Regions from separate parts of the Homo sapiens genome. Here all the other regions are linked to region 3. The links are chromatin loops, found by intact Hi-C in ENCODE. Cell type or tissue: adrenal gland. All regions are shown on one strand. Each heading gives the region's core, and the rest is flanking DNA. Links, peaks and the distances in the headings are about the cores only.

What was found. Hi-C counts contacts between places; a loop is a spot of excess contacts. Peaks named below come from ENCODE experiments on the same cell type or tissue, not always from the same donor. Only the 100,000 strongest peaks of a DNase experiment are listed, where the experiment ranks them.
Region 1: a loop joins it to region 3, with 2.4 times the contacts of the local background. A loop is called at or near these places in 9 of 110 quality-filtered maps.
Region 2: it touches region 3 in a loop (4-fold over the local background); 6 of 110 quality-filtered maps call a loop at or near these places.

What each region holds. Positions count from the first base shown.
Region 1 is chr22:44,973,039-44,978,038 of GRCh38, reverse strand. The region is part of intron 2 of PHF21B (PHD finger protein 21B); the gene reads left to right. Among named protein-coding and RNA genes, the nearest start is that of PHF21B, 34 kb to the left of the region's middle. RefSeq lists silencers at 2,217-2,386, 2,116-2,410. In adrenal gland, for the core only: CTCF peaks have their summits at 2,025 and 2,226 (motif pointing left); DNase peaks (open chromatin) are centred at 2,289 and 2,477.
Region 2 is chr22:44,815,902-44,824,387 of GRCh38, reverse strand. PRR5-ARHGAP8 (PRR5-ARHGAP8 readthrough) reads right to left here. Exons shown (of 15, transcript NM_181334.6): 9 at 1,919-2,017. ARHGAP8 (Rho GTPase activating protein 8) reads right to left here. Exons shown (of 12, transcript NM_181335.3): 6 at 1,919-2,017. Among named protein-coding and RNA genes, the nearest start is that of ARHGAP8, 68 kb to the right of the region's middle. RefSeq lists a silencer at 3,514-3,613 and an enhancer at 7,969-8,486. In adrenal gland, for the core only: CTCF peaks have their summits at 3,416 and 3,615 (motif pointing left); DNase peaks (open chromatin) are centred at 3,597 and 4,229.
Region 3 is chr22:45,259,887-45,267,561 of GRCh38, reverse strand. No RefSeq gene overlaps it. Among named protein-coding and RNA genes, the nearest start is that of UPK3A, 21 kb to the left of the region's middle. RefSeq lists enhancers at 3,703-3,892, 3,317-4,152, 4,163-4,212. In adrenal gland, for the core only: a CTCF peak has its summit at 3,591; DNase peaks (open chromatin) are centred at 3,761, 4,751 and 4,914; H3K27ac peaks cover 1,469 bases.

The DNA of each region.
Region 1 (5,000 bases), core at 1-5,000, 290 kb after region 3:
ACATGTATGCACTGTGTCTACAGCAAGGAAAAGGAATGAGTGAGGCCACGTGCAACAACCTTGACTCTTGGGAGCTTGGAGTTGAAGTTTTCTTCAAAAAGTTGCAGAAGAAAACTTCATATGATTTCATTTAATTAAAGTTCAAAACATGCAGGCCAGGTGCAGTGGCTCACACCTGTAATCACACACTTTGGGAGGCCATGGTGGGAGGATTACTTGAGGCCAGGAGTTCGAGATCAGCCTGGGCAACATGGTAAAACTCCATCTCTACAAAAAAAAAAAAAAATGAAAAATGAGCTGGGTGTGGTGGCATGCACCTGTAGCCCCAGCTACTCTAGAGGCTGAGGTGAGAAGATCGCCTGAGCCCAGGAGGTTGAGGCTGCAGTGAGCCATGATTATGCCACTGCACTCCAGCCTGGGTGACAGAGCAAGATCCCATCCCAAAAAACAAGCGATATCCTTTTTTTTTTTTTTGAGACACAGTCTCGCTCTGTCACCCAGGTTGGAGTGTAGAGGTATGATCGCATCTCACTGCAACCTCCGCCTCTCAGGTTCAAGTGATTCTCCTGCCTCAGCCTCCCAAGTAGCTGGGCTTACAGGCGCACACAACCACACCTGGCTAATTTTTGTATTTTTAGTAAAGATGGGGTTTCACCATGTTGGCCAGGCTGGTCTCAAACTCCTGACCTCTGGTGATCTGCCCACCTCGGCCTCCCAAAGTGCTGGGATTACAGGTGTGAGCCACCACCGTGCCTGGCCTGATACACTTTTTGATATACATATGTGGTAAACTATTAAAAAAAAAGTCTGGGAATGAAAAATACAAAATAGTAGTAGTTACCTGTAGCGAGTGGAGGATTTCAAAGTGAATATTTATTTTATTTTTTCCTTTCTTCGTTTTTTTCTTTCTTTTCTTTTTGAGACAGGGTGTCATTCTGTCATCCAGGCTGGAGTGCAGTGACATGATCACAGCTCACTGCAGCCTCACCCTCTCGGGCCCAGGTCAGCCTCCCTAGTATTAATAGCAGGGACTACAGGAGTGTGCCACCTTTTTTGCATCTTTTGTAGACACAGGGTTTTGCCATGTTGCCCAGGCTGGTCTTGAACTGCTGGGCTCAAGCGGTCCTCACACCTGGGCCTCCTAAAGTGCTGGGACTGCATTGTGAGCCCCCGCCCGGCCCTGGCCACTTTCTTAACCCGAGTGCTATGTACATGGATGCTTCTGGTATTATTCTTCAAATGTTACACGTTTTAGAACCTTTAATCTCTCTTCAGTACTTAATAAAACATCTGTATGTTTTTAAATGGGCCTGTAGGTGTGGGGCTTCCTGCCTCAAATGTGAAATTCTGTGCTTTAGTACAGGCAGATGGGTCTGGGCTGTCCTTGGACATACAAGGACCTCCAGGGACAGGACACTTCCAGCTCCCCAGAGGCTGCAACTTGTATAACTTGCAGAAACAAGACGGAACAGTCAAAAGTGCATGAAACCAACTGTGTAAATTGTGAAATGTGAATTGTAATTTTGCTTTTTTCCTTCTAAAATGGCATGAAGTCCACATTTTAAAAGTTTGGATAGGGAAAGATTGGTCAATGGGTACAAAGTTACAGTTAGGTGGGAGGAATAGTTCTGGTGTTCCATTGCACAGCAGGGTGACTGTTGTGCTAACAATATGGTATTATGTATCTTAAGACAGTGTGAAGAGAGGATTTTGAGTGTTCTCACCACAAAGAAATAATAAATGTATGAGGCGATGGATATGCTAAATACCTTGATTTGATGATTACACAATATGTACATGCATCAAAATATCCTACTGTACCCCATGAATATGTAGTTATGTGTCAATTAAAAACAAAATGTTTTCTTGAGACAGGGTCTTGCTCTGTCGCCCAGGCTAGAGTGCAGTGGCGCAATCATGACCCACTGCAGCCTCAGCCTCCTGGGCTCGGGTGATCCTCCCACCTCAGCCTCCTGAGTAGCTGGGACTACAGGTGTGCACCACCATGCCAGGCCAAATTTTTTGAATTTTTTTGTAGAGATGAGGTTTCGCCATGTTGCCCAGGCTGGTCTCGAACTCTTGAACTCAAGCAATCCGTCTGCCTTGGCCTCCCAAAATGCTGGGAATTACAGGCGTGAGCCACTGTGCCCAACCCAAAATTTTTAAAATAGGTTTTCTTTTTAACCAAGGTAAATTCTGGAAATGAAGCAAAACTGACCAGCGCCCTCTCCTGGGCGAGTTGGAAGTGGAGCCCTGGGTGGGAGGACCCGCTGGCCCCAAGAGCCCTGCTGGTTCAGCACCACGGACAGCACTCAGGGCAGCCTCTTTACTGGGCGTGGCCGTGGGCTTCCCTCGCTGATTTGGCCGCAGCTTTGGGGAGGAAGGTGGCAGGAGCCTGGGTTCCCTCCTGCCTTCCTCGTAGGCTGAGATGAGCTGGAAGAAGCTCATGCCACAGTGCGCAGCATAGCTCGGTGTTCTGTAAATGCTTAGAAAACCCTCTCTGCTGTCAGGGCAGGAGGGCGCCCAGTGATGAGACCTGCTTGCGACTCATGAGGGGACTCCATGTGCAGTACCGATGTCACCAGGCCTAGAGGGACGCCTGCTCTCCATACACTTTCTAGGCTGGCTGGAGGGAGGGGAGGGACAGGGGCCTCTTATGGCTCTGTGAGACACCCACCCAAAGGCGCTTCCTGCTCCGGAAGGAACAGTGTCACGGTGGCCAGAGGGGGAGTCCAAGGCCAGGCAGGTGCTGGTCACTCCTTGGGCTCATCCCAGGCGTGGGGCTGGCTGAGGGAGCTGAAGTGTCTCAGCCAGGAGCTTGGACCCTTGATTCTGCTTCCCTGGAGAAAAGGTGGGTTTGATGGAGAAGGGGTGAGAGGAGGATGGTGATGGGGGCTTCAGGAAGATTCTCTGCTCTCTTCCCTCAGCCAAGGGTGCAGATTGGGGAGCAGGTGGAGAGAGAGGAGAAGGTGGGGTCAGCGTCCAGGACAGGCTGTGGCTCCATGCTGGAGGAGAGACAGAGACCGACAGGAGGATGTCTGAGGATTCTTTCAGCTTTGAATTGTAGGATGTTTGTTTCTCATCACAACACCCATGTGTTAATTCACATTTCATTTTGATCTGCTTGTTCAATGATTGGGTACTGAGTGGTATTAATATGATCAGAATTTTCAATAACAGAGAATATTACGCTATTCATTGAAACAAATTGGTTGGCATCTATATCTCCATATACCACCCTGGTCTTATTAGATCTAAATCATATTCACGCTCAGCGCTCTGATTTGAACTGTAAACCCAGCATGGGAGGCGGGATACCTGCTGTTTGAAGAGCTCTCTTTCTCCTCCAATTTCTGGTCTGATTGGACACACACTGTATAGCACCAGGCTGCATCTATGAGCAGGTCAGGTGGTGACGAGGGCCCGGAAGTGACCCGCTGTGGTCACAGTGGATTTGCCTAGTGTTAAAACTCAATGTAAGCTGCACGGATGTAGGACTTTGTGCAGGGTGGTACCAACACATGTGGGTATGTCGGCTGTTTGGGTGAAAATGTAAGCATGTGTCATGTCAGGGTGTGTTTGTGCAGACCTCTGTGTCCTTAAGCATATGCATTTTTTTTTTTTTTTTTAAGACAGGGTCTCTGTCGCCCAGGCTGGAGTGCAGTGGTGCGATCATGGCTCACTGCAGTCTCAACCTCCTGGCCTCAAGTGACCCTCCTGCCTCAGCCTCCCGAGTAGCTGGGACTACAGGCATCCGCCACCATGCCCAGCTGATTTTTATATTTTAGTAGAGACAGGGTTTCGCCATGTTGGTCAGGCTGGTCTCGAACTCCTGGCCCTCAAGTGATCCACCTGCCTCGGCCTCCCAAAGTGTTGGGATTACAGACGTGAGCCACCGCACCTGGCCGCATATGCACGTTTACAGCATCACACACAAACACTCCAGGCAGAGAATGGAACTGATAGTCACGCCTGTCTGCTGTGGCCTCAGCCCAAAGCTTTTAGTACTTCTGAGCAAGGAGGAGTGTCAGCCTGGCCAGGGTGTCTCACTGGTGTCCAAAAACTACGCCCCTAGTGTTGTTTCTGCTAATTCTGCCTACATTGTCCTTACCTGCCTCCTCTTCTGGCTTATTCCTGCTAATTTGTTAAGAATTGACTTGGCACCACCTCCTCCAAGAAGTCTTCCCTGACTTCCCAGTGCTGGGCTAGGTCTTGTTCAGCTAGTTGCATAGCTTCTGGGGACAAGAGCCACACTTTCCTCTCCCATGGCGACCCCACCCTTACACTGTCTTGAGAAAGCTGGGAATACAGTGGGTACTCTGTATATGTTAGTTGTGTTTCAGAATGGTTCCTTTTCCCCTCACCCCAGTCAAGCACAGTGGGATTTTTCTCCAGTATTCACTTGGAGACCCTGGTGGGGTTTCTGAAGGTAAGCCTTATAAAAGTGTGCCCCCCACCCCACGCTGAGCCCCTAGGTTTTAAGTCTTGAGGTAGCCCCCACTCAGCTTGAGCAGTTCGCTGAAGTTGCCTTTTTGTTCCTCCCAGTTCCTGGCTCCAGCAGCCTGTCCTCACTGTGAGCTGTGGTTCTCTGTCTCCGCCTGTCTCTTTAGTTTTAGGGTTGGCTGTTTGTCCTGTAACCTCAATTTTCTGAGGATTCTAAGAAAAGTCACTGATTTTCAGTTTGCTTAACTTTTTTCTGGTTTCAGGGGTGGGAGCTGACATCTGCCAATCTGGAAGTTGATGTGCATAGGTTGAGTGCACTTGAATCTTCTCTTTGCTTCTTTGGCGGACCCAGGGTCCAGGGACAGGGAGGGGACAGGGTGGAGACCAGCAGACCCCGTTTTCTCTGACTGGGGCCTGAGGACCTGAAGGGAATGCAGCCCCTCGGGGACTTCTGTATTAAACACAGACACACAGACTCCACCGGGCTGTGATGACTGGGGGTGGGGAGTCAGTCATAGTGTTTGCACTTAATTCTGACAACAAAGCTGAGGGTCATC
Region 2 (8,486 bases), core at 1,592-6,591, 440 kb after region 3:
TGGACTGAGCCTGGCCAGCCAAGCACGTGTGAGCTGCTACCACGTGCGGTTGTTTTTTGTGAGTTAATCACAGCGCTCTGCGCCCCAAGTGGCTCCCCAGAGATGTCTCGGTCCCTCATGAGGGGCCTACTGTAGAGGGGTTATTTTGTCTACTTTACAGATTGGGAAACTGAGGCTTGTCAAGGTCTGGTGACATGCCCCAGGTCACAAGCTGGGATGACAGCCAGGATTCAGCACCCCAAGGCCCTGCCCTGCCGCTGTGCCAGTGGGTCTCAGCCTCTGGTGCTCGCAGCACCCACCAGGAAGTATGTGGGGGTGGAGAAAATCCAGACTCAGCCCCACCCCCAGTCTAGAAGCTGCTCATTTAAAAGCATCAGCATTGGACGTGTCCTCTGGGGTTCTGCTGCATGGCTATGGAACAGGGGTGCCGGCTGCCTACTGAGTAAGTTCAGGAGCTCCCAATGCCCAAGCCCAAGCCCCTCTCCCAAACCTCATCCCCTCTGACTCACAGGACCCTGCACCCTCAGTGTTGCCAGCCACCTGCACATTCCAGAGGCCCTAGACTGCACCCAGTACCCACTGAGAAGCCGGAGCTGCGTGTTTCACAGATGCCGTCCATTTCATCCCCAAATCACTCTCCCACACAGGAGGATGTGAGTTACCCTTTGTCACCAGACCAAATCACTTCCACCACAGAGCTGCTACAAATACATCTTCTGAGCCGTCTCCATGGACTCCCCCGGATCACTTTAGTGAGGTCTGGGAGTGGGGTCTTGCCAGGGCCCACGGGCGACCAGGGATTCCCATCATCCTCTCATGGCCTCCAGGTCCAGTTCACTCTCCTCTGCTTGGCACCAAGGACTCCCGGCCCAAGGTGACCTCCAGCTTCACGTTCACCAACTTCTGCCTGATCACATGGGACTTCTCACTGCCTCCAGATCTCCCAATATTTCACCCATATGTTTGCAGGAGGGCTTCCCTCTGCTGGAAATGTGCTTCCCTGGCCTCTTCATCTAGCCAACTGTCCCTGTGAAACTCACTTTAAGAGCTACCTCCTCCTAGAAGTCTTCCTGGATTACCCCCACACACCAGTCCCCTCCCCAGCTGGGTTCTGTGCCTCCTCTGGCCCCTGTCATCACTGATTTGTGGCCCTCACTAGTCTGAGAGTGTCATGAGGGCAGAGACCACACTCCCTAAACACCTCTATATCCCAGCACCTGCCATGTGACTTGGCGTCCGGAGAGAAGTTATTATCTCCATTACCCCTGCAAGGCTACCAGCCTTCCCTGCACGTACTTTGGCAAGGGCCTGCTCCTTCAAAGGAGCGCCTCAGAGAGGGAGACACAGGGGCAGAGGGAACCCAGGCTGGGGGTCCAGAGACCCAGGCTGGATCTGGCCGCGCCCTGTACTGGCTGTGTGGCATACGCCTTTCTGGGCAGCCTCTATTCATCTGGGCCTACATTTAAGCCTTGTAGCAGACACACCAATTAAGCTTTCAGCATCCAGGAGACAGGTCGTTTTCTAGAGCACCCGTGACGTCCCTGAGAACACTTCATTCTGTACACAGCGTTATCCACACGCCTGGGAAATTCTCCTAATTTTCTGCTCAAAAGCAAAAACGGTAAACACCAAGGCAACAAACGGCCGTTGCCATGTTAGGGCTTATTTTTTAAATCAGTTTTGCAATGGTGGGCGAGGAAAACATCCCGTCCTGTATACAACCTTTGCCATTTCATTTCTCTGAGTCAGCAGTTAGCACCTTTTGCTGCGGATCTTTGTCGATGCCGCAGATTTCTGAGCCAAATCTAGCCAAGCACACATTTGGAAATCAAGCCTTAAACATTCATGGGACTGAACCAAGCCCTTTGGAAGCACGAAGATGTATTGATGCGGCTTCTGGGGTCTAACAGGCACTTACCGCAAAACTTCGGGAGGGATGACCAGCTGGTCGTATTTAAGGTGTTCGTGGAGCTCACTCAGGTAGTTGAAATAGATGACTTTCTTCCCAAACTTGTGACTAAGAAAGCAGAAGCAAGAGAATAAAGAACGATTAGGCGCCAGCAGAGAGGCCGAGGGTTGCAGGGAGGGAGGGGGAGTTGGCGGCAGAACAATGCAGGCATTTTTCATATTAAGAAAATGTAAACGCTGACACGACTTAAAACCCGAACATAACACAAGCAGCGCACGCCGGGAGATATTTTGCTTTCACGAGATCTCCAATGCACCAAACACGCTGGAGTGGCTCATCTGCATAAAAATAAATATCTGCCTCCAATTTACATCTGCCCTGAATTTGCATATAGGAGATAGCGCGGAAGTGCCAAGAAGCGCTTTTGGGGGATGCAGGCTAGACAGGGGGCACTAAGCCACTGGCACAGAGAGAGCAGCTCTGAGGTTGAAGCCTGCCCCAGGGCAGCCTCAGTTGCTCGCGGTTTTGGGGTCAGTGGTGGCTTCACATTTGGCCACCTCTTCTAAGGAGAGGAACCAATGAGGCTCTCCAGGTTTGTCTCCAGGACAGTCTCTCGGACCCCAGGGAGCAGCGCAGCCACAAGGCCAGACATGCCCTGACCAGGTGCAGCAACTCCGTCTTCTCCCTCCTCTTGTGCCCCAGGGCAATTCACTCCCTCTCAGGGCCTGGGTCTGAAAGTGGGGGTTCTCCCTCCTAAGTGAGGGCGGAAGACAATGCAAGGCTATTTGCAGGTCTAGTCCACTGCCTGACGTCTGGTGGACATGCTCGCTGTGACGACTGCTATTAGTAACAAGGCTCAGCATGAATTGCAAAGTGGGGATCATTGACAGATGGATGCGAGCACGCCTTTATAAGAAGCCTGTAATCCCCGCCTTCTTTATGATAGTCTAGGTTTGGTTTTTGCCATAAATATATCATTTGAGTTTTATTTTGGAGGACAGTATTATTTCTTTATTGTATATGTTTAAGATATACAACTTTTTTTTTTTCGAGATGGAGTCTCGCTCTGTCACCCAGGCTGGAGTGCAGTGGTGTGATCTCGGCTCACTGCAAGCTCCGCCTCCTGGGTTCAAGTGATTCTCCTGCCTCAGCCTCCCAAGTAGCTGGGATTAAGGTGCACACCACCACGCCTGGCTAATTTTTGTATTTTTAGTAGAGACGGGGTTTCAACATGTTAGCCAGGATGGTCTCGATCTCCTGACCTCGTGATCCGCCCGCCTTGGCCTCCCAAAGTGCTGGGATTACAGGCATGAGCCACCGTGCCTGGCCAAGATATACAACTATTAATGTGGGTAAAGAATTATGTTGTTACTGGAAAAGGAAAGTTATGTATTCAGCCAAACCGAAGATATTTTATGTTATTTTATGACAATTTGAAAGTCTTGAAATAAGTATTCATGTATTTTCAATGTCGTTTATTTTGTGAAATCAAAATAATTCAAGTTACCGTGGCAAAAACAAAAAATACGGAGATCATGACAGGTAGGAGAATCCAAAGGGACAGCGGCCGCCCAGTGCTCAGCCCAAAGCTCAGCCCACAGCTCAGTCCAGCGCCAGCACCAGCGCCAGGTGGTTCCTAAAGGAGCCCCGAGGGAGGCCGAGCTGTGTGCACTGGCTCCCCCTAGTGGACGAGAAAGAATCGGACCCGGGGGCTGAGGGAGGAGGGCGGGGATTGCCAGGTTTCTGTATTCAAGGACACTGCCAGGTAGGCCAGGGAACCCGGGCTGAAGGCTGGGGCTGCAGAATAGCCACCAAAGTGCAGTGTGCCCCTCACCCCAAGCACAAGGGGAGGGAGGAAAGCGGGGCCTGCCTTAGTGCCTGCACCCCAGCCCCCGGAGGGAAGGGGCTGGTGGGACCCCTGCAGGAGTGTCCTCACCGCCTGCCCATTTAGACGCCACAGGACTCGGGGACAGTCTGGTCTCTGCTGGAAGGATGCCGGAGGGTGTCCCCGGGGCTGTGAAGTACTGTCAACGTCCTGTGTGATGGGCGGGAGGAACCCACTAAGGGCAAAGGGAGTCTTGCCCCTCTGCAGGAACCATTCTCAGGGACAGAGGTGCCCGCTTCAGAGCTGCAGGGAGGCCTCCCATGCCCAGCCCCTCACCTTCCTCTCTGCAACCTCCCTGACCTGTCCTGCAGGCCAGGCTCTGCCAAACACGGACTCTGGGACAGGTGCAGCCAGGGCCCTGCCACTTGCCTCTCCTCTCGGGAAAGGGCCCACAGGCCAGCTCAGCCAGGGGCTCCCAACACGGCGTGCGGCAGAGTTGCTGGGGTTTTGTTAGACCTGCAGCCACAGGCACCACCTGCGGGGATCTGAGTCAGGAGGTCTGGCGAGACCCAGGGCCTCAGAGTTCCTCTACTTCCTTCATTTACAAATGAGGACTTGGGAAACAGAGAGGTTATGTGGCTGCCCAAGATCTCACAGGCAATGGGCTGCGGAGCCCAATCTGGGCTCCAGAGCCCCAGCCCAATTCCTATGGTCCTCTCCTGGCAGCTGCTTATGTCCAGGCATGAGGCAGAATGAGGGGTAGAACCACACAGGCTCAGGTTGGATCCCAGCCCACGCCCCCTCTCATGGTGCGACTTGGGCGTAACCTCTCTGAGCACCAACCTCCTCTTCTTTGGAATGGGGAAAATGTGGCTGACTTCACAGTACTGTTTTGCGGTGCTGGCACATAAGGTGCGTAAGATATTGGAATCAAATTAATACAAAAGGGTAGTTTTAAAAGATTTTTTTTTCTTTTTTCTGAGGTGGAGTTTCGCTCTTATTGCCCAGGCTGGAGTGCAATGGCGCGATCTTGGCTCACTGCAACCTCCGTCTCCCGGGTTCAAGCGATTCTCGTAGCTCACCCTCCTGAGTAGCTGGGATTACAGGCGCCTGCCACCACTCCCCGCTAATTTTTTGTATTTTTAATAGAGATAGGGTTTCGCCATATTGGCCAGGCTGGTCTCGAACTCCTGACCTCAGGTAATCTGCCCACATTGGCCTCCCAAAGTGCTGGGATTACAGGGGTGAGCCACCACGCCCAGCCAACTTAAAAACATTTTAAATCAGGGCCAGGTGCAGTGGCTCATGCCTATAATCCCAGCACTTTGAGAGGCCGAGGCTGGAGGATTACTTGAGGTTAGGAATTGGAGAGGAGCCTGGGTAACATGGCAAAACCCTGTCTCTACTAAAAGTTCAAAATTTAGCTGGGCATGGTGGCGTGCCTGTAGTCCCAACTACTTGGAAGGCTGAGGTGGGAGGATCACCTGAGTCCAGGAGTTCGAGGCTACAGTGAGCCGTGATGGCACCACTGCACTCCAGCCTGGGCAACAGACTGAGACCTTGTCTCAAAGCAATGAAACAAAACAAAACAACAACAAACAAAAAACACAGTACTAGCAGCTAACATTGAGTATTTGCCTGGCAGGCCCTATTCTAAACAGTCAACATGGTGCGCTCCTATAATCCCAACACTTTGAGAGGCTGAGAAAGGAGGATCACTTGAGGCCAGGAGTTCCAGTCCAGCCTGGGCAACATAGCGAGACCCTGTCTCAACAAAAAATTGTTTTAAACTAGCTGGGCACAGTGGTGCGCACCTGTAATCCCGGCTATGTGAGAGGCTGAGGTGGGAGGACCACTTGAGCCCAGGAGGTTAAGGATGCAGTGAGCCATGATTGCACCACTGCACTCCAGCCGGGCTGATGGAACAAGAACCTATGAAAAAAAAAGAGAAAAGGAAGGAAGGAAGAAAAATAAAATAAACACTATATGTATTAAGTCAGTGAATTATTATGACAATGGAATGACTTAAATAGCCTTGTCAGCCACATGGGGAAACTGAGGCAGAGAGGGGTTGGCTCTTTTGTTGAGGGTAATGGGTAATGGATGGCAAGGGGCAGAGCAGTCGAGCCCAGGCAGTCTGGTGCCATCACCATCACGCTGCCACGTGGAAAACAGGAGGAGCAGGTGAATTTTTTTTTTTTTTGAGACTGGAGTCTCACTCTTGTTGCCCAGGCTGGAGTGCAATGGTGTGATCTCGGCTCACCGCAACCTCTGCCTCCTGGATTCAAGTGATTCTCCTGCGTCAGCCTCCCAAGTAGCTGAGATTACAGTCATGCGCCACCACGCCCAGCTGATTTTTGTATTTTTAGTAGAGACGGGGTTTCACCATGTTGGTCAGGCTTGTCACGAACTCCTGACCTCAAGTGATCCTCCCATCTCGGCCTCCCAAAGTGCTGGGATTACAGGCGTGAGCCACTGTGCCTGGCCAAGCAGGTGAACTTTTTTTCCAAGAACCTTAGAGGTTTCTAGAACTCTTAAGTACAACAAAGTCTGACTCTGTCGCCCAGGCTGGAGTGCAGTGGTGCTATCTCAGCTCACTTCAGTCTCTGCCTCTCGAACTCAAGCAATCCTCCCACCTCAGCCTCCTGAATAGCTGGGACTAAGGTACGCGCCACCATGCCTGGCTGATTTTTATCTGTTTTGTAGAGGCGAGGTTCCGCCATGTTACCCAGGCTGGTCTTAAACTCCTGGGCTCAAGTGATCCACCTGCCTTGGCCTCCCAAAGTGTTGGGATTACAGGTGTGAGCCACCATGCCTCGCCCTCTAAGGACTTTTCTCTGTTTTTTGAGATGGAGTTTCGCTCTTGTCACCCAGACTGGAGTGCAATGGTGCAATCTTGACTCACTGCAACCTCTGCCTCGTGGGTTCAAGCCTCAATTCTCCTGCCTCAGCTTCCTGAGTAGCTGGGATTATACGCGCCCACCACCACACCCGCTAATTTTTTGTGTTTTTAGTAGAGACGGGGTTTTGCCATGTTGAGCAGGCTGGTCTTGAACTCCTTACCTCAGGTGATCCGCTAGCCTCAGCCTCCCAAAGTGCTGAGATTACAGACGTGAGCTATTGCGCCCAGCCCCTCTAAGGACTTTTCTAAGGTAAATGACAGGACTAGCTTTTTTGCTATGTCAAATATGTCACATGTCACATAGGGCACAAGGGTGCTGGGCCTGGTTAAACACAAACAAAACCTCACCTTCCAATAGGGGAATGTGTGCGGCATAGGCCAGTAGGTGAGAAAAACTGGCAGGAAATTCTAGTGACATGAAAGGAGCTCTTTGGCCCCAAAAATCTCTCCTTCTATTAAGCAGGAGCTGACTCAAGTCTGCTGCTCTGGGAATTCTCCCAGTGTGCCTCAGGACCACACGATTCAGTCCCTGGAATGACAGCTTTGGGAGCTGATAAGAAAAGAAGGCCGGGCATGGTGGCTCACGCCTGTAATCCCAGGACTTTGGGAGGCCGAGGCGGGTGGATCAACCTGAGGTCAGGAGCTTGAGACCAGCCTGGCCAACATGGTGAAACCCCGTCTCTACTAAAAACACAAAAATTAGCCAGGCGTGGTGGCAGGTGCCTGTAATCCCAGCTACTTGGGAGGCTGAGGCAGGAGAATCGCTTGAACCCAGGAGGCAGAGGTAGCAGTGAGCCGAGATGGCGCCATTGCACTCCAGCCTGGGGGACAAAAGCGAGACTTCGTCTCAAAAAAAAAAAAAAAAAAGAAAGAAAGAAAGAAAAAAGAAAGAAAAGAAAGGCTCCAAGCCGCCTGGCAGGGCAGTTCTTTTTTTTTTTTTTTTTTTTTGAGACAGGGTCTTGCTTGTTGCCCAGGCTGAAATGCAATGGCACAAACACAAGCCACTGCAGCCTTGAAGTCCTGGACTCAAGCAATCCTCCTGCTTTGGCCTCCCGTGTAGCTGGGACCACAGGCGCATGCTACACATCCGGCTAATTTTTATATTTTTTATAGAGGTGGGGCTCACTTTCTTGCCCAGGTCACACTCCTGGGCTCAAGTGATCCTCCTGCCTTGGCCTCCCAAAGTGCTATGATTAGTAGCATGAGCCACTGTGTCTGGCTGCAGAGTAGCTCTCGATGTGCCCAAGGACCAGTGCTTGCCAACATTCCTCTGAGTACCAGTCACATTAAGAGACAAAGGGACACAGGGACAAGGGTGGGACGGGGCAGTGTAGCCCTTGGGGCGGGAGACGGCTGGTGGGAAGACAGGCAGGTGCCTGAGAGCCTGAGCTGTCCATGCTCCTGGGGGGCCGAGATGCTTCCCAGGGATGGATGGGGAAATGGGAAGGAGACAGTGTGGATTCCGAGGTCCCAGCTGGCATTCCAGCTCTGTCTGAGTGCTCCCTGTACACGGAGCGTCACACCCACTCACACGGTGTCTGTGGGGCACGAGAAGAGACCTGTGTCAGCAGCAGCCTCAGAGCCACGAGTGGGCTTCAACAAGTGGAAGGAGCCGAGGGGGGAGATGGCAAAGGCCTGTGAGATGCAAACCTCTGGGGAAGAATGACGACCCCTCCAGGGATGCGCCTCCCTGTCCCCAGAGGCTTCATCCTAGGGAGGCCCTCCAGGAGTCCTCCCGCCCTCTCACAGAGGCAGCCACCTCACCTGGCTATCCTGACCCGTCTGGTGCACACCTGCGCCCTCCTGCTCTGAGCCCCTCCCTCGCCTGCAGAACTCACCCAGGGAGGGCC
Region 3 (7,675 bases), core at 501-5,500:
AGTTTGAAACCGGCCTGACCAAACATGGCGAAAACCCGTCTCTACTAAAAATACAAAAATTAGCTGGTGTGGTGGCAGGTGCCTGTAATCCCAGCTACTTCGGAGACTGAGGCAGGAAAATCGCTTGAACGCCGGACGCAGAGGTTGCAGTGAGCCGAGATCGCACCACTGCACTCCAGCCTGTGTGACAGAGTGAGACTCCGTCTCAAAAAAAAAAAAAAAGAAAAGAAAAGAAAAAGAAAAAGTATGTCCTTGTCCCTTTGTAATCCATTCCCTCTTCATCCCCCCTCCCCTCTCCTCCACCCCACCCCCATCCCACCCCCAAGCAACCACTGGTCTGCTTCTGTCACTATAGATGAGACTGAGATTTTCAGAATTTCATGTAAGTGGAATCATAACATGTGTTCTTTTTTGGTCTGGCTTCTTTCACTCAGCATAACTATTTTGGGGTTCATCCATTTTCTTAGATGCCATTAATAGTTCATTCCTTTTTATTGCCGAGTAGTATCCAATTGTAGGATATGCAACTGGATATGCAGTTAGCTGATCCGTTCACCTGTTAATGGGCGCTTTTAAAATTTTAGCTCTAAAGCTGCTATGAACCTTCCTGTTCAAGTCTCCATGTGGACATGTGCTCTCATTTCAGTTGGATAAATACCTAAGAGTACAATGGCTGGGCCATGTGGCAGGCATGTGTTCAACTTTTTAAGAAACTGTCAAATTGTCTTTCAGTGGATATCCATTTACATTCCCACCAGCAGTGCGTGAGAATTCCAGTTCCTCCACATCCTCACCAACACTTAGTGTGTTCAGTCTTCTTCATTTTGGCCATTCTGGTATATGTATAGTGGTGTCTCACTGTAACATCTCATTCCCTAGGGAATCTTTTTTTTTTTTTTTTTTTTTTTTTTGAGACAGAGTTTTGTTCTTGTTGCCCTGGCTGGAGTGCAATGGCGCAATCTTGGCTCATTGCAACCTCCGCCTCCTAGGTTCAAGTGATTCTCCTGCCTCAGCCTCCCGAGTAGCTGGGATTATAGGCATGCAGCATTACACCAGGCTAATTTCTGTATTATTATTATTATTATTTTGAGATGGAGTCTCACTCTGTTACCCAGGTTAGAGCGCAGTGGCGTGATCTCAGCTCACTGCAACCTCTGCCTTATGAGTTCAAGTGATTCTCCTGCCTCAGCCTCCCAAGTAGCTGGGATTACAGGCACCTGCCACTGCGCACAGCTAATTTTTGTATTTTTAGTAGAGACAGGGTTTCACCATCTTGGCCAGGCTGGTCTCGAACTCCTGACCTCGTGATCCACCTGCCTCGGCCTTCCAAAGTTCTGGGATTACAGGCGTGAACCACTTCGCCCAGCCAATTTTTGTATTTTTAGTAGAGACAGGGTTTCACCATGTTGGATGGGCTGGTCTCAAACTCCTGACCTTGTGATCCTCCCGCATCGGCCTCCCAAAGTGCTGGGCTTACAGGTGTGAGCCACTGTGCCCGCCCAGAACTCATGGTTTTGAACTTCTTTTCATTTTCGTCATCTGTATATCTTATTTGGTGAAAAGTTTATTCAAATTTTTTGCCCATTAAAAATAAAAAAAGAATGGGTTGTTATTGTTTACTATAAGAGTTTTTTTAATATTCTAGATCATGTATTTTCTTCTTCTTCTTCTTTTTTTTTTTGACAAGGTCTCATTCTGTTGCCCGGGCTGGAGTGCAGTGGCTCATTGCAGCCTCGACCTCCAGGGCTCGGGTGAACTTCCCACCACAGCCTTCTGGGTAGCTGGGACCACAGGCATGCACCACCACACCCGGCTAGTTTTTTTACTTTTTTGTAGATAACAGAGTTTCACCATATTGTCCAGATTGGTCTCAAACTCCTGAGCTCAAGTGATTTGCCTGCCTCTGCCTCTGAAAGCGCTGGGATTACAACAGGCGTGTACCACTGTGTCTGGCCTGATCATGCATTTTCAATGAAGGCAAAATTGCCCCCAATGGGAAAAAATTGGTTCTCGTGAAATGAAAAAATTGTGCTCTTTATGTACAAAGCACAATAAACGCACAATACATAAACGGGTACCTGTGTATTAAATTTCCATGGGGGTGATTAGGAAGGATTGTCTAAAAATATTCCTTGGATGAGGAAGGGAATGGAAAAAAGCTGAGAAAGTGTTCGAGATACAAGTCCTTTGTTGGATGTATGCTTTGCAAAAACCAAAAAATTTTAATTTGGATAAAGTCCAATTTATCAATTATCCCTTTTATAATTTGTGCTTTTTGTGTGCTATTTCAGAAGCCTCTGTCTAACTCAAGGTTACTAAGATTTTCTGCTGTTTTCCTGTAAAAGTTTCACAGTTTTAACTCTTCCATTTAGGTCTGTGGTCCATTTTATAGACTCCCCCAAATTTATTTATTTATTTATTTATTTTGAGATGGAGTCTCGCTCTGTCACCCAGTCTGGAGTGTAGTGGTGTGATCTTGGCTCACTGCAAGCTCTACCTCCTGGGTTCAAGCCATTCTCCTGCCTCAGCCTCCTGAGTAGCTGGGATTACAGGTGAGTGCCACCACACCCGGCTAATTTTTGTATGTTTAGTAGAGATGGGGTTTCACCATGTTGGTTAGGCTAGTCTCAAACTCCTGACCTTGTGATCCACCCACCTCAGCCTCCCAAAGTGTTGGGATTACAGGTGTGAGCCACTGCACCCAGCCCCAAATTAATTTTAGTATGTAGTATGAAGTAAGTGTGGAAGTTCATTTTTTTATATATATATGGACGTCCAGTTGATCCAACACTTTTTGTGGAAACACTTTCCTTTCCCCACCGAGTTGCTTCATCACTTTGGTCAAAAATCAGTTAATTTGGTCAGGCACTGTGGCTCACGCCTGTAATCCCAGCACTTTGGGAGGCCAAGGCAGGTGGATCACTTGAGGTCAGGAGTTCAAGACCAGCTTGGCCAACATGGTGAAACCCTGTCTCTACTAAAATTACAAAAATGAGCCAGGTATGGTGTGTGCCTGTAGTCCCAGCTACTCGGGAGGCTGAGGCAGGGGAATCACTTGAACCCAAGAGGTTGCAGTGAGCCGAGATTGCACCATTGGACTCCAGCCTCGGCAAGAGAGCAAGAGACTCTCTCAAAAACAAACAAACAAACAAATTCAGTTAACTACATATGTGTGGGTCCGTTTTGTAATATACTGTGTGAACCAAAGAAAAACCCATTCATGGGCTGCCTGGTCTGGGCCCCGACTATTTTCTAACATTGACCTCCAGCACTCAGACCTCCTTGCTGGCCCCTGGCTAGGCACCTGCTGCCTCAGGCCTCAGCTCCAGCTCTGTCCTGGTCTAGAACTGTCTGCCCTGAGATCATCTCCTGTCAATGCCTCCTCCTCTGAGAGGGAGGCCCCTGCCATGGTGTTGCTCTGGTGATTTGGTTCCAGGAGAGCTTGATGAGATCAGCAGGCGCCGGATTGTACAGGGACTTGCAGGCGGAGACAAGAATTGAGGTTTTATTCTGTGTGAGATGAGAACAGGAATGGCATGATCTGACTTTGGCTTTGGAAACGTGGCCTGGGCTGCTGTGTCGAGGTGGACTGTAGGGGGAGTGCGGAGGCAGGGGTGGCCGCAGGAGGCTCCGGAAGCACGTGGCTCCTGCCGGCCACTCGCTCTGCCTGTAGTCTGTCATCAGAGCAATCCTTGGCCCTGAGAGCAGATGCTGCAATGAGAAGGAAGGTCAGCCCTGGCCAGCCTTGCTCTGGGATCCCAGGGCATGGGATTCAGGAAAAATAGGGGCTTCCCTCCTCCATGTTCACCATGCCACCCCGCCCTCGGTTCCCACACCCTCGTGGGGTGGCTCCAGGCTACTGTCCTGGCCCTTGACCTATTCACTGCCCTCAAGGCTTGGGCTGCATTTGTGGAGCAGAAGAAGGAGCCGGGGTGGAAGCCCTGAGGTTAAGTTCCAGTTCCTCTTCTTACCAGCTGGGTGACCTCCAGCGAGTCACTGGAGCCTGCAGAATCTCATTTGAGAAGTTGGATAAGATCTCTGCCCCCACCGCCCAGGCCCCAGGGGAGCTGTGCAGACTGACTCTCTTCTGAAGAGTCCCTTGGAAATGTTTTGGCGGTGGCAAGAGAAAGAGCTTTGCTTGTTCTTCAGAAAGACTTGCCGGAGTCAGACACTGAGGACTCCAGAGCATCTGGAGGAAGCCCAAGGGCCACCTCCCCTGAGAAGCCTTCCTTCGCCAGCCTGAATAAAATGGACCTCTATACACACACCTGTCTCAGTGGTGGCAGTGGCAGGCCATCTGGAGCGGCTGCTGCTGTCACACCAGCTGCAGCAGGGAGGCACGGCTGGGGCTGCATGTTCCATGGAACTGGCAGGAGCTGGGGACAGGCAGGAGCCTCTCCCATTCTGAGTCGGGGTGGCAGCTCCCTGCATGCCGCTGCAGCTGCCCAAGCCACGGCTGTGGACCCAGGCATCCCTGTGCTCTCGGAGCCTGGGAGCAGGTGGGAACCCCACCCTCCCAGGTGCAGCTGCAGCCGCCCAAACCACAGCTGCAGACCGGGGCCTCCCGCTCCACGGAGCAGGCTGGAGTCCTGCCCCACATCCCACATAGCTGCACCGGCCCTAACTGCCACTGCGGACCCAGGCATCTCTGCACTCTTGGGGGCCCTGGAAGGCCCCCCTGCCCTCACAGGCTTGGAAATGCCTGCTCCCACTGCCTGGCTTCTCCTTGCTGTCGGCACCTGCTCTGATCTTGGGGCAAAATTGGGGCCGAGCCTGGGTTTTGTCACAGCCCAGCCAGGTGTGCACACACTCAGGGCAGTGCTGACATGCCAGCCCCCTGCCGTCTCAGCCCTCTCCAGATTTTGGGCACTGATGAGCATAGGAATGAAGCTGAGGAGGAACTGAGGGCAGCTTGGCAGTGGCCTGCAGACGCCCCTTGGTACCTATAGCCTGGGCGCCATGAATGGCAGCAGGAGGCAGACAGGTTTCTGGGCAGAAGGGGGTGAGTCCCTGGTGAGGCCCACCTTCAGGCCAGGGAGGCCCTGAAGGCTGGGGGCCAGGCTGTCAGTGCCGTGGACTGGAGTGCGAACTTGTGTTGCCTTTTCTGGGCCTGCCCATGGCCGCCCATGGACCAGTCAGCATGAACTTCCCCCTCTCTGAGGCTGACAGAAGCCCCAGGCTCAGCCAGAGCTGAGCAGACGTCGGATGACCAGCTGTAGTGAGGAACTGCCCTCTCCAGGGCCTCCTCTGAGCTATTGTCACTCAATAAAGCTCCTCTTCGTCTTGCTCACCCTCTTGTTTCCGTACCTCATTCTTCCTGAGTGGAGGACAAGAACTTGGGACCCACTGAATAAGGCTAAAAGAGCTATAACACAAACAGTGCTGAGACATGCCCCTTGCTGGCCACGTTGCAGGGGAAGAGAAGGAAGGAAGAGCTGCAGCCCTTTGGGGAGCCCAGACCGGGGAGTCTCCCAAGCCAGGGCTGTGATGCCCTCTTTGGGTCCCTGTGGTTTCTGGCATCTCCAAGCTTCTGAGAGCCACTGTGTTCCCCAGTGCCAGCTGTGGAAGCTGCTTGCAGTGCGCCTGGTCCAGCTGTAGCCTCGCAGAGAGCTGGGGCCCATGCTGGCACCCGGAGCTGCCTGCCCCACTGCAGCAGCCGGCGTGTCTGACTGTGCAGTGGCCGGACCTCACGCGTGCTTACACACCCGTCACCACCCCACGCAGTCTCCCTTGGTAGACGTGGGATCCAGGCCGATAGTGTGAGCCGAGTGCAGTCTGCCAGGACAAGTGGGCGGAATGAGCCCAGTGGGCCCAAGCAAAACTCAGACAAAGATGCCACTGGCCACAGAGGTTTCTGCCCAGAAAAGCGACACCCCAAAGATTCCATAACATCGGCACCTGACCCCGCTTACATCTGTACACGCACCTGCCTCTGCACCTGGCTGCTCTGACGTCTGTACACACACCTGTCCCTTCCTTGTTTCTTCAATCATAGGGCAGCCTGCCAAGCCATGAACCACTGATATCTCAGGCTGTGGGGAGCACTTGGTGTCCCCAGAACCCAGCCATCAAGGGCCTACCCTGAGGAGGCAGGCAACGATGAAAGAGGGGAGAATGAATGAATGATGTCTCTGTGTGCTGAGTCTTAAGGAAAACGGACCATGAAAACCATTCCTGTATTGAAAGTGCTAGAGGCTTCCAGGCAGGACCGCAAGGAATGTGTGCACAGCCCCATGGGGAAGCACGGCCCCCATGACCCCCACTTTGCTGAGAAGGGACCTGAGACTCACAGAGGCTGAGCCGCTTCACCCAGCGAGGGGCTGGTGGAGCTGGGATTCTAGCCCCGAGTGTGGCTCTCCCCACTTCCTCGTGGCTCTCAGTATCCAGGAGGAATGAGGGGCCCCCTTCTCCTACTGATGAGGAAACTGAGGCCCAGGGTATGTGGGGACCTGCCTATCGCTGAGCATGCCAGGAGACAAGTCGGGCCTGCAGCCCACATCCTTGTTCTGAAGCCTCCCCCAACCCCTTTCTTTTTTTTTTTTTTTTTTGAGACAAAGTCTCACTCTGTCACCCAGGCTGGAGTGCCGTGGCGCGATCTTGGCTCACTGCAACCTCTGCCTCCTGGGTTCAAGCGATTCTCCTGCCTCAGCCTCCCAAGTGCTGGGATTACAGGTGCCTGCCACCACACCCGGCTAACTTTTGTATTTTTAGGAGAGACAGGGTTTCACTATGTTGGCCAGGCTGGTCTTGAACTCCTGACCTCAGGTGATCCGCCCACTTCGGCCTCCCAAAGTGCTGGAATTACAGGCGTGAGCCACCGCACCCAGCCCCAAGGCCCCTCTTCCTGTAGCCCTCACTTCCCCTGGTGTTCCCCCCACCTTTGCCCTTCCTGCCTCTATCCTAGACCTGGTGGTTCCCGTGCAGCTTCAGTCAGCACCTATAAGGGAGAACGAGCACATTCTTGCTGCTTCTTTTTGTTTTGTTTTGTTTTTTGAGACAGGGTCTCACTCTGTTGCCCAGGCTGGAGTGCAATGGCGTGATCACGGCTCACTGCAGCCTCAACCTCCCAGGCTTGAGCAATCCTCCCAGCTCAGCTTCCCGAGTAGCTGGAACCACAGGCACGTGCCACCATGCCTGGCTAATTTTTGTATTTTTTTTGTGGAGACGGGGGTCTTTCCATGTTGCCCAGGCTGGTCTTGAACTCCTGGGCTCAAGTGATTCACCTGCCTTGGCCTCCCAAAGTGCTGGGATTATAGGCGTAAGCCACCTTGCTCGGCTACATTCTTGCTTCTTAAAGAGACAGTGCTCTCTGTCGCTCCTGTCCTGTCCTTTCTGTCTATGGCCCACAGCAGCCAGGAAAGCCAGGTGTCCTAGAGGGAACTCTGGGCAGTGACCTCAGGGATCCCCATAGTTACTGTCCCCCCGATGCCCACCAGGGCAGCAGTTCTCCCACAGCTGGCCCTGTCCCCCTGGGGGCCATGCTGTTCTATCATTGTCTTCCCTCTTGCCAGCAGCGACTTGCAAAGCCCTCAGACGGTGGTACAGTGACACAGTTCTCCTCCTCATCCTGGCTCACTCGTGCATTTGCTAACTCAGCATATGTTCATGGAGCACCTACTATGTGTCAGCTCTGGGCCAGGTATGGGACTATACTGGTGAGCAGACAGACACACTC